Regions from separate parts of the Homo sapiens genome. Here region 2 is linked to region 1. Evidence: chromatin contacts called from ENCODE Hi-C or POLR2A ChIA-PET data. All regions are on one chromosome and are shown on one strand. The core of a region is the stretch at or near the end of the contact, and the rest is flanking DNA. Distances in the headings are between cores, read along the strand shown. Region 1 holds the start of LINC02777 (long intergenic non-protein coding RNA 2777). Region 2 overlaps FGGY (FGGY carbohydrate kinase domain containing).

Region 1 (6,304 bases), core at 1,282-3,781:
CCCAAGGAGTCCGGACTTCATCCTGTTGGGAAAGGTGAGCCTCGGGAGCTATTTGAGCAGGATATTTGTGGTTTTTCATTGTTTGTTTGTTTGTTTTTAAAGACAGTAAACTGAATAAAACCTGGAGCCAATTTCTCCCTCCAGTTTTGCAGGTCTGATTTAGCCTAACTTTTTGCTAATGTGTTCGCTGCCTCCACCACACTCCAAACCCTACCTCCAAGGAAATGTATCTCAATTGACTGGGAATTATAGATGCACATTTCTGATGCTTTGAGTTCAGCCCACTCCCAATCAAGGCTGTACTGAAATTCCTTAGCATCCCACAGCTCTGTCCCCAGGCAGGACCCCATCAGTGGGGGCTGGGGGTGAGGCCCAAAAAAGTAGGAGCAGAGGCTTCTGTCCTCTGGCCACCCAATTGTAAACTACTCCTGAGACCCTCCCTTGGTGGAATTCATATTCTCCCTTTTCTTAACCCTTAATACAAATCATGTCTTCCTGGAGCCCAAGTGCAAAGTCATGAATGAAACTCACGTAAAAAGGCAGCTGTACCCTTTTTGGCTGTTCAGGATTCTTAATAATGAACAGGCTTGAAAGACAATAGGTTCTTTGTCCCCAGAGGTATCGAAACAGGCATGTGTTAGAGAGGATTCTTGCAGGCCTTGGGAGCCAAAGCCTGACAAGTGATGATCCTACATCCCACCCAACTAGTTACAAGCTTGTTAACCTCTAGCCTCTGTTTCCTCAGCTATAGAAAGGGGATCATAGTAGTGACTTCTTTACAGGGTTCTTGAGAATACTAAACAAGACAATGATGGCACTTGGCCCAATGCCAGGCACTAAGACCTGCCCAGAAAAAGCTGGCAATTATCAAAACTGGTACAATCCTCTACCTCTGAGTTCATGGTAGCCAGTGGTTGAGCTTCATGCTTCCAGGGGCAAACCAGTCATTTATTTTTTAGTGTGACCGCTAACTGGGAACATTACACAAGCAAAGTCCTAGAGGCACAGAATTAATACACTGAATATTACCCTTTGAAGTCATCTAGCAGCGGGAGCCAAACTTATCATTTTGCAGAAGGGGAAACAGATTCAGACAGAGGGAGGAACAGGCCCAATCCAAACATAAAGTTAAAGGCAGAGCCAGGATGAGAACCTAGGTCTCTGATACCTACTCCTGCTCTTAACTCTGCAACATGCTTTCTATCTCACTATCTTAGTAAGCAACATTCAAGACCTTCACGATTCCGTCTTCATTCAGTGAACATCTGATTACTTAGAGGTTCAAATTGCTTTCTATATCTTAACTCATTCAATCCTTATAGCAACCCCACAAGGCTGATCTTATTGTCAATCTCCATGTTGTAGATAAGGACAGTGAGGCTGAAAGGGGTTAAGTCACTTGGTTAAGGCTCACAACCAGTAGGTAGTAAAGCCAAGATCTGAAACTGGACAGTTGGGCTCCTAAGCCTGTGCCCTTAACCACAACACCATATTGACCCTTCAAGAGTGAAAAAGTATGTGGCGTCTGCCTTAGACAGGCATACTCCCCAGGTGGGAGACACAACCTGCAATAAGTGTGTGCAACCTCATACTATGGGCACCAAGAGAAGAAAGGAAGGAAGGATTAATTTTACAGGGGGAGGAGGGAGAGAATCAGGAAAGCTGCCTGGAGGAGGTGAGCTTTATCCAGTTTCCAGAGCTGACTCACTTTCCTCCAGGTTTCTCTGCAGATGGACGAGTCTTTGCTGAGGCAGGCAGGTAGAAAGGGACTGGAGCTTAAGGGATGCAGTCAAGGAAGTCAGTGAGAGAGGGAGGGCAGGACATTAGGCTTGAAGTGTGTGAGGTGGGCAAGTTAATGAACCTCCAAGAGCCTCAACTTTCTCATCTGCAGAATGGGGATGATAACACCCACCTTCTGAAGCTGTTTGAATATTAAATGAGATAACGTGTATATACTTCCCGACCCAGTATTATTCCTCTTTATTTACCTTTCATAAAACTATTTCACTCACTAAAAATAAATTTAATTGAGCATATTTTTGACACAGTAGCATTAATAATCTTGAGTGTCATTATCAGTCATTCATAATAACAATATAATGAATAATAATGTTAATTGCCATTGACAGCACTAAGTGCTTAAAATGTATGATCCGTATTTATCCAATCTAATCCTCAGAATGTATCTTAAAGATAGGTAAGGCGTCATTATCCCCATTTTACAGATGAGGATAATGAGGCTGAGAGAGATGGAGAAAGATATACAAAGGTCACCCAGCGAGGAAGCGGCAGGATGGGTATTCAGACCCAGGTCTGTTGGTCCCAGAAAAATGTCCCCCCACACAGAGGATGTCCCGTGTTTGCAGTTCATGTTGGTCTTGGCCACGTCCCTCCGCTCTTTCTCAGAAGGAAAACAAACATTCTAAGAGGTCTGCTAGGCCGAGGGAACGCGAACGCCAAAGAGAGGGAGGGAAGGGGCTGGCCGAGGCCGGAGGATGGGCCCAGACTGGGAGGGTGGAGCCGGCTCCTCGCCCCGAGCCCGACAGCCGCATAAAGCCTGCTGCTTTCACTGGCCCGGTGGGGGCCAGCAGGGTCAGGGCCCGCGGAAACCCTCAGCCTGGCGGGCCGGGAGGCCGCGGTGCTGCACTGGCTCGGCGCGCTCCCCGAGTGGCGCTCAGGCGGGGCGCGTTCATTTCATCTACAGACTGTCGGGAAGGCTTCCCGAACTCCTCCTCCCTGCCCGCCTTTGCGCAGGGCCGGACTCTTCGGAAACTGAAATCACGGGCCGCCCGGCCCCCACCAGTCCTCGTGGGATCCGGCCCGGGTTAACCTTCTATGGGGAGGCCCAGGAGGGCCGGGCGGAGCGCCGGGGCGGGCGTGCGCTGACGTGGCGAGCGGCTCCCTCCACCCGCTCCTCCCGCGGGCACTGCCGAGGCCCATGGGCGGGAAGCCGGGCGGCGGGCGGGACGTGGCCTCGGTCCCGGCCCTGCCCCGCCCCGCCGCCACTGAGACTCCCAGCGCCACCAACGTCGGAGTTGCAGTTTCTTTAGCTGTCATATGCAGACAAGTACTACCCACCTCGCCTTTGGAGTGAGCAGCATGTATGTACGGTACCTGACACCTAAGAAATGCTCAATGTATGGTCCCTACATGGTGTCACTGTGATTGTTGTCGTTGTGGTTACGCTGGGTTGGGCAGCTCGCCTTGTGAAATAATGAGCTCCCATTGCTGAGACCGTTCAGGCACAAGTTGAATGAGTTCGGGGGACAAAAAGAAATACGTTAGAACAGGAAGTCCCCCAAATTTGGCATCCCTCAATACCGATCTGGTGACTTCAGAATCACCTGGGAAGCTCAAACAGCACCTCAGACCAGGGATCGAAATCCCGGAAGGCAAGCTCGTCTAAAAGTACAGCTTCATGTGTAAACCACTGATCTAGGCCAATAGTCCCTGCACTTTTCATCTTCAAAGACCCTTCTGTGATTCCCTCCTGCCCCACTGACTGCACAGTGTAAAGTATGTTGTTGACCAAACTAGATTTAACTCACAATTAATTTACTCTCTAACTAAATTATTAATCAAAGCCCCAGAGTTCATTAAACAATTATTGAATACCTACTGTGTGCCAGGCACTGTGCTGGACACTGGTGGTCTGGCGGATAGACAAGGACTCTGTCCTCATGGACTTACCAGTCTGGGGAGGGAAAGCAGAAAATGAACAAGAATTCAAATACTGACACTGAAGCCAAGAGAATCCAGCTGAGCTGAAGGCACCCAATATTCCTACAATGAGCAGATATGGGTGTATCAAAAGCAAAAGCAAATAGAAGCCTGGCACGGTGGCTCACATCGGTAATCCCAACACTTTGGGAGGCCGAGGCAGGCAGATCGCTGCCTGCCTTAGAATATATTGTGATAGAGAAGAGTCCATGAGTTCAAGACCAGCCTGACCAACATGGTGAAACCCCATCTCTACTAAAAATACAAAAATTAGCCGAGCGTGGTGGCGCACTCCTGTAATCTCAGCTATTCAGGTGGCTGAGGCACAAGAATCCTTTGGACCCGGGAGCAGAGGTTTCAGTGAGCTAAGATCATGCCACTGCATTCCAGCCTGGGGGACAGAGTAAGATTCTGTCTCAAAAAAAAAAAATGGAACTGTATAATTCCCCTGAGAAAGGTGGGTGTACCCCTCAACACACAAGCACACATGCATATACCACAGCATTATTATTTTCATGGATCCCAAAAGGTCCAGGTCCTAGATGAAGAACATGTAAGGCCTCATGAAGAAAGTGCCTAAAGCCGGCATACAGGAAGACCCTGTAGACCAGATTCCTGCCTATGTGACCAGTTGCACTGCCTGCCTCACCTGTGAGGAACTACTAGCAGCTGCCCCCAAACACTCCAAGTAGAGTAGCTGAGAGGATGGGCTCTGAAGCTAGGCTGCCCAGGGCTGAATTCTAGCTCTATTCCTTACTAGCTGTGTGAGCAAAGGCAAGGTGCCTGTTCTCTATGTGCCTATGTTTCCTCTTCTATAAAGTGGTCTGAATAATACCTACTTCACAGAATTGACATGGGAATCAGAGAGATGGCACTTAAAACAGGTGGTAAGCACTCAATATGTGACCCCTTTTTTTTTTTTAACCTTTGATGCTCTCTCTCCCTGGAGTAACCCCTTTCCCCCTTTCTCTGCCTGGAGAGCATATCAGCCCAATGTCCCTTCCTTTCCAGAGGCCTCCTTGCTTTACTTCATCAAGTAATTTGATGCTTTTCCTCTATGTTCTTGTGGCTCTTTTTAGACACCTCTTAAGCACCCGTCATATTGCAGTCATTTGTCTTACTGTTGTGTAGGTGTTTGCCCTCTTCACTGGATTATGAGTTCTTAAAAAGCAAGGGCCAGATTTTATATATCTTTTCATCTCTAGGGACAAGACAGTCCCTGGAGTAAACAGTTGACACTATCTGTTGAATTAATGAGTGGACAGATGGATGATGGATAGATGAGTGAAGTGACTTGCCCAGGATCACAGAGTTTAAATCCAGGGTCTCTGTTTAATTTACGTTGGGAAAATTACTCTTCTGAGCCTCTGGTTTCCCATCTGGAAAACAGATTTGATAATAATGGCTCCTACATCTTGGCATGGGAGGGTTCAACAAAGTACACATAGGGAAGTATTCAAGAATATAAGCTCTAGAGTCAGATTGCATGGGTTCAAGTCCCAGCTCCACCACTTATGAGCTGTGTGATCTTTGATAAATTCTTAACCTTGCTATGCCTAGAGGAGGCAGAACACATTAATGAGCTGTTCAGAAAATTAAAAGACATACTCTCTGTGAAGTCCCCAGTGCCTGGCTCAGAGTAGGTATTCAGTAAGTAAATATTGGTTTCCTTCCCCCAACCCCCACCTTCTCCAGACCTGTAGGGTTTGGACTCTGAATACCCAAAACAGCTGTTCAAATGCCATGTTTTGTTCCTAGTGACTAATGTCCCTTAAGCCAAGGTTGGAAAGGCGACTCCAGAATTGAGCTTACACTTGGGTACTGAGTTAGATGAGGGGAATGTGGCTGAGTGGTTTATTTAATTAATAAGGAAACTTTTGAAAGGAGACAGTTTAAAATCAACAAACATAATACAAAATTGAAAGCAAGAGCTAACCCACAATTTCATATATGGGTTTCATATGTCATTGGAATATTTCTTTATGTAAAGCTATGAATAACAGGATCATCCAAACCCAAAATAATGTATTACAAACCATAAGAGCAGTGATCAGAATTGGTTTTGCAGCAAATTAGCCAGTTAATCAGTGTACAACATTGTAACAATTCTTGAATTTCCTTCTTCTCTATCACAATGTATTCTAATAAACTATTCAAAATTCTCCAATGGTCACATGTCAATTACTAAGCCAAAAAGTATGGAAGAAAAAGGGAAATATCTTTTTATGTTGGACCTAGTCTCCCATCACATGCCCACCCAGAACTCCCCAAATCTCCTTCTTACTCTGGGGTTTGGAAGAGGCTGAAATGTGGGTACTCAGGGCCCTGGAAGCTGGCAAGTATTTGGCAGTTCAGTTCAAAGAGGAAATCCGAGAGGGTAGGGGCCTCAGCGGGACCGAAGGGATGAGATGCACAGAGAGGGAGGGAGAAGGGCAGGAATCTTATTAGCAAAACTAGCTGCCTGCCAAGTAGGGCATGTGTCTGAATTTCTGAAGAAAAGAGAGGATAGTTGCTGTTAGTTTTAACTTCAGTCCTTCAAAACTTGGGTAAAAAGGCGAATTGTGCGTGTGTATAATACTCCACT
Region 2 (6,304 bases), core at 1,458-3,957, 510 kb before region 1:
AAATACAATAACTTCTATAAGATCAAGATTTTTGTCTACCTGTACACAATGTCTCACACAGGGAAAGTCTCAATAAATAAGGTGTAAATGAATGAATGAATTGGAATAAATGAATGAAAATGTGATAGTGTGAAAGTTAAGAGATTATAGAGAAGGAGTTTAAACACTGCACATCTTTTCCTGGGTCCCCGAGACAGCAGACCCAAGGAAGAGGGTTCTACTGCATCAGGTAGTGCAATCTTAGGGAGAAGGAGAGGACTGATAGACAAAGGGAATAAAACAAATAATAAGGAGGGGGAGGCAAGATGAAGTTGTGGTATCAAGATGGCCCCACTAGAAGTGACTCGTTCTCTATCCCATAGGATCATCCTCAACCTCTCCACACCCCAAGCCACATGAACTGTATCTCAGAACCATCCACGATAGAGAGAAAGGAGGCATTAATTCTCTATCCAGGTTGTACATGTGTGGGAACAGAGTGAGATCCAGAGGTAGCAACCACAAGGAAACCCCATGGAACCTCGTGGGGTGCCCTATGGAAAAGCATGCAGCATGAGGTGAGGTACTGTCAGCTTATACTGTAGGAAGTTTTTCAGAGTCTATGCAAACTTGGTCACGGCAGCTGGAACAAGAGATGGTACAATTTCCCTTTACTGTCCTCCTGAGAAGATCTGATATGGGGCCAAGAGATGTCTGATATGCAGTAATAGAAGAATTAAAATATCTACTGCTTTAGCAATGACCTAAGTGACGGAAGTGTCAGTGCACTGGGGAGAGTGGAAATCATATTATAGTGCATGAAGGAGTGACTGAGAGGAATGGATGCAGAACAGCAAGAGGAGGCTTCTCTCAGGGTTGGAGCAAGTAAAGCACAAAGTGGTATCTTCTGGCACCAGAAAGCAAAAATGCCTTAAAAAAGATGGAGACATGTCAGAAAGATAGAAAAGCTAATTTGAAGGGATCCCCATTGGTTAAAAGGACTATTTGCAAAACAAAATAATGATACTAATGGATTATAATCCAGACAATAAAATAAGAATTTGTAAGTACATACTGATACAAATAAACAACTGAATGAATAAATAAGTGTGTGGCGAGGATAAAGCCACCTACAAAGCATTCCAGTTAATAAATATAGAAAGAATTATAATCATAGAAAAACACCATATGGAAAAACCACAGGAATAATTGTTTCAGGCAAGAATTTACAATAGTTGCTAAAATTAGTGGACAAAGGTATAAGAAGCATGATATTATACATAATCTCAAAGTATCTCCCTACAAGGTAATCATTAATTACAAATGGAAAAATAGTAACTTTACAGTGGATAAACTGGAAGACACAACCTTAACAAATTGGCCAAAGTTCACATCACCTGTGATACGATAAATCGGCATCATGTGCCTCCTGCTGTGATGCACTGTGAAAGGCACAACATCATTTCTGTAGCTTCCCTGCCAAAAACACATAATTTGAATTTAATATTGTGGAAACATCAGACCAACCCAAAGTGAGGGACATTCTACAAAATGCCTAACCAGACTCCAAAAACGTCATGGTCATGAAAGACAAAAAGAGTGAGGAACTATTCCAAAGACAAAGGAGATATGACTAGTAAATGTATTGTGTGATCCTAGATTCTGGTCCAGGAAATGAAACAGTATGACAACTGGCAAAACTAGCAAAAAGTCTGTAGACTGAGTAATAGTATTATGTGAATGTTAACTGGCTGATTTTGATAGTTATACAGTGATTATGTAAGATGTTGGTAGGAGAGAAAGAAAGAAGTTGGGATGGGAAGAGTGACACAGAAGGTTCCCATAGTAACTAAAATTAATCTAATGCTTCAATAGGTGATAGGTACATGGATACTCATTATATTATTCTTTTAACCTTATATATACATTACATTTATTTTGTATATATGAACACATTATAATATTTTTTAATGAGAAGATATTAAAATACAATAAAAACAAAAAGAACGTCACCATGGTCTTCTAGATTCAATTACCTGCCCGAGCCTCAGAGTCTGAGCCCTGTTCTCTGTTAGAATTGTAAAAGGCATACTGGCACCTAACTGAGACTTCCTCTTTCATGTAACCAGATGGTTGGTAGGACAAGTGAAAGGGAATTACTTTTTCACTATGGGCATCAATGTTCTTTAACACCCTATCCCTATACCATCATCAATAATCTTACAGACCAATTATAGTTCTCACATGTGCCCCCAGGGATACATGTCCCATATACTGAGTGGAAAGAACATAATTTTATTGTAAGAGGTCTTAGGTTCAAATCCTCACTCCTCCACTTACTAGTAGTGTGATGTGGGCAAGCAAGTGACTCAACCTTTCTGAGTGCTTTCTCAGATATAAATTTGAGAAAACTTCACAGAGTTGTCATAAGGTTAACCTAGAAGAACATGTGTAAAGACCAAGTACCGTGCCTAGTACACACAGATATTCACATATGGTAACAAGATCCATCATCATTGTTGTTACTATCTTTGTTTCTCAGAAAACTGAAACTAAGAAAGCAAGCCTACCTCTGCTTTAAATACCTATAATGCTAGAAATGAAATGAGATTGCAACAGAGCATGAAAGACAATACCTTTGCATTGATTGCCACATATCTACCATGTCTATTTCAAGTGGCCTCATACCAATGGCCTTCCTCTTAATAAGGACGGCTGGTGTAGTGGGCATGGCATAAGTTCTGGAATCAGACCTGGGCTCAAATCCTGGTGTCACCTACTGTGTCCTGTGTGATCTTGAGCAAATTACCTAACCCTCTGTATTGCAGGGATTTCCTGTCTAAAATGGAGGTAATACACCTTCTTCACATGGTTCCTATCAGAATGTGCACTACATAGATGCATATTGCATAAAACAATGCCTAACACATAATGGATACTCCATAAAACTTAGTTATTTCATTTAACTAAGATATTACCAGAAGGAAATTTCCAAAGAAGGGTCATGTAAACCAAGGAGGAAATGAAGCACATGATGAAATAGAAAGACAATCTACTAACTGATTAATCTGGTCTCAATGTAACCCTACTTAGGCCTTAAGTTTCTGTAACCTCCCAGAGCTTTAGTTGCCTTGTCTGTTTATATATATATATATATATATATATAAAAAACTCTTCCTTCACAGGCTTGCAATAAGGGTTAGTTGAGGTATGAAAGTCCTTTCAGTAGTGCTGGGGACACATTTGGAGAACAATGCACACAAGCTGGAACTCAGAGAAGCTGCATGGAAACTCCCGAAGCCTCCTTATGCCTCTTGCTCCCTTTCTCAACGGCTTGAATAATGGCTGAACATTCAAGGCTGAAGGTCTGGAAGCAGTTATCCCTTCAGTCTTTTCCTGTCTAAACCATCCACAGGCCAGGCCCCTGGGCCTCTCGCAGAGGAAATAAAAGTCCATATGAAAGGGACAAATGAAAGTGTCCTTATGCTTTCTAAAATCCACACTCCCCTCCAAGCTGCAGCACAACTTCTATCAATTTTTTTCTGAATTCTGCCTTCTAAAACCTTTGTTTAATCCTCCTAAGCAACCCAAGAAAAAAATCATAATTCTATGTGTATGTTAGCTTTCAGATACTTCCTAAAGCATAGATATAAATGTCATATCCTGACTTTGAAGGAAAAATCTAAGGACAAAAGAGGGATTAGAAATTGTGAGATGGGGGAGGATGGAGATTTGAAAAAGAACTTAGGTTAAGGTTACATGGATAAAAGTTAAATAAGAAAACAAAAGTCCAGTTAAGGCTGCCGTGGTTAAAGTTACAAATAAAAGCAAACACTTCATAGATCTCTAGTTCGCGAACCCAAGAAAGCTCTGTGGAAGCTCTCCTGAGCTTGAACAACAGGCTAATTTTCAAGCAGAAATCAAAGTGGTTGGGCCTCTGGACAAATAGCTTGAAAGCCCATGCATAAGCCTGGTCTCAGAGAGTTAAAAGGAATGCAGACTGCCCCAAAACACACCAGCCGTTTGTTTTTTCTGCCACCTTTCCAAGGGTCATGTCTGGAGTGAGGATAAACAGTTCTGGGGAAAAAAATGATGTGAAGTACAGACTTTAAGAAAATTAAACATTAGAAAAACATTTCTTAAAGAGTTATACATGTGCCTGCATATACATATATATTTAGAGAGACAGAATATTTATACATATACATGCGTGCACACATATGTGTGCCAAAATTATCCAAACTCTGTAGGTTTTCAGGTATGAATAAGAATAGCTAAGATAAGCCTTTGAAATGCTGTTATGTTTTTTAAGCAAGATCAAAAGTGTCTACAAAGGCATTCCAAAAACAGCAAAAGGTGTCTGAGCAACATTTCAGTTTTATTTAATAAGTAAAGATTAAGCTGAGTGCTTTTGGTTATTATTAACAGCATATTAATAGCATATTTTATTCTAGGTTGCTTAGAAATGTATTTGCAAAGTCCCAAATAGAAGACCTAGGAGAAAGAGAGAACTTACTGGGTGCCAGGAATTGTGCTATCTGCTATTTATGCAATGTCCCATTTTTCCAGCACAACAAACATAAATGGTATCAGGTTCTCAAGCCAACACAGCTTGCAGGTGGCAAAGCCCAATGCACTTGCCCCAGAATTCGAGTTTTTCTCCATCATGACACCACATGGCCTCCCAATGAAATGCTGAGAGTCAAGGCAATCTTTTCTAGTATTACTTATGAGAACAAAGAAATATTCCGTATTCCTGGGAAAACAAAATACCACAGCAAAGTAAAGAGTACCTTTCCTGTGATTTCCACTTTAGCAGAAAGCAGATGAGAAACCTTTTGGTCCAAGAGTTAAAACAAGATGATGAACAATTTACATGTAGTAGGCAATAAATATTTAATGCCACTTGGTACAGCGGTTCTTCAAAAATGTCTTCCAGCTCTGAAGGCCTTTCTGTTAATCCACACTTCAGGGGGTGCAGCCATGGCTTGAGGAAAATACATTTTTAATAAGGACTGTGCCAACACAGGGGGCTTAAAATGCTGTATAGCATTCCAGTTTTTAGAGCCCTCAGGGAATCTCACACTCTGGGGGAAAAGGGTCCTAATGTGAAGAAGTGAATGGAAAGAGGCCAGAAAAAATTATATCCTAGGGAAGGAGGCCCTGTTAGAGCCTGGTCAGGATAACTATCAGAATATTTTTTTTTCTCTCTCCCCGTGGATGAGCTAGTCAGGTTCAAGGGAATCATATTCCAGACAAATAAGCTCAGGACAAGAGGCACCGGCTGCTTTCCAAGCATTGATGGCATCTTAGCTGCTTAATCTGTGCCTGCAGAGCTGCAACATCACACACTCAGTGTGCAGGCCCTGGTGTCGAACCACCCCCTCCTCCCTTTTCTCAGGCGGTCTTGTAAAGTGTTGGATCTTTGCTACCATTCTCTCATTTTTTGTCTTGCCTTGGCTTTTAAATCTGATGCTCTACCCAGGGGACAGGGAAGAAACTCAGAGATCAGCATCAGCAGGAAGCTTCTTCCACCCATCAGCTAAAAGGACAAAGGAAGAAGGCAGGGCTAAAGCTCGAGACCCAGGACCAACCAGCCGATGACAGAGCCATGGAGGACCCAACCTGCAGGTGGGATAGCTGTAGAGGGGCCACTGCCAGAGATGCTGCCCAAGGCAGACAGAGGGAGGGACAAATACTCCAGCTTCTCTTTCTCTTGCCTTGCCATCTCCCACTGATGACAAATTGTCAGGGGGCAGGGGTCAACCCCCTGTAACACAGCACCCTTGCAGAGCAGGGCAAGGGTGACAAATGGATCTCAGTGCAAACAGCCCAAAGGCCAACACAATTGATAAGTTAAAAGACAGGTTGCAGAATCGTGTATCATGTGATATCATAATTGCTAAATATATGCATATATAATTTAAGTAAATATATGCATATCATATACACACAGATTGAGGTAACAAGAGATGGAAAGATCAAGCAAGAGCAAGGAGAAAAGGAGAAAGATACATGGCTGACCTTATTATTTTTGGTAGTCTCCAAAAACATTAAATTAGGGAACACTGGACCATTGTTCCTAAGGGAAATACAGGGCTAGGTTCCTCTGAGCCTCCAGTTATATTTTTGCCAACTCATCAATACGCAACCCTGTTTCATGTGTATTCTTGCTTAAAAACAACTCATTTAATATATATTGTTGAGTCAATAACACTGAACTTACAGCCAACAGCACTTAACTCCTGCCTGAATGAAGCTTATCAAACACACGTTATTGTCTCTGTAAGGCACATCGCAGCTTTCTTGCACTGTACTTGAACAC

What was found. A loop is a pair of places that touch in the nucleus more often than their neighbours do. ChIA-PET counts read pairs that join two places held with the same protein, here RNA polymerase II (POLR2A). Pooled maps may share reads with other maps.
Region 2: a loop to region 1 is called in a pooled map, with 2.7 times the contacts of the local background. The contact joins the enhancer-like site here to the promoter of LINC02777 in region 1. A Hi-C loop is called at or near these places in 2 of 168 maps with a recorded cell type or tissue (both gastrocnemius medialis) and 3 of 50 pooled maps. POLR2A ChIA-PET finds 5 or more read pairs at or near these places in 1 of 52 experiments (Caco-2).

The regions. Positions count from the first base shown.
Region 1 is chr1:58,900,365-58,906,668 of GRCh38, reverse strand. It overlaps LINC02777 (long intergenic non-protein coding RNA 2777), which reads left to right and starts at 2,531. Exons shown (of 5, transcript NR_183656.1): 1 at 2,531-3,101. RefSeq lists silencers at 2,438-2,687, 2,748-3,137.
Region 2 is chr1:59,406,440-59,412,743 of GRCh38, reverse strand. All of the region lies in intron 5 of FGGY (FGGY carbohydrate kinase domain containing), which reads right to left. Among named protein-coding and RNA genes, the nearest start is that of FGGY, 110 kb to the right of the region's middle. Within about 2 kb of position 2,707, at least 2 of the 41 ENCODE cell types and tissues checked have a DNase peak (open chromatin) inside an H3K27ac peak, as active enhancers do; they include gastrocnemius medialis, where a contact is called at or near this core.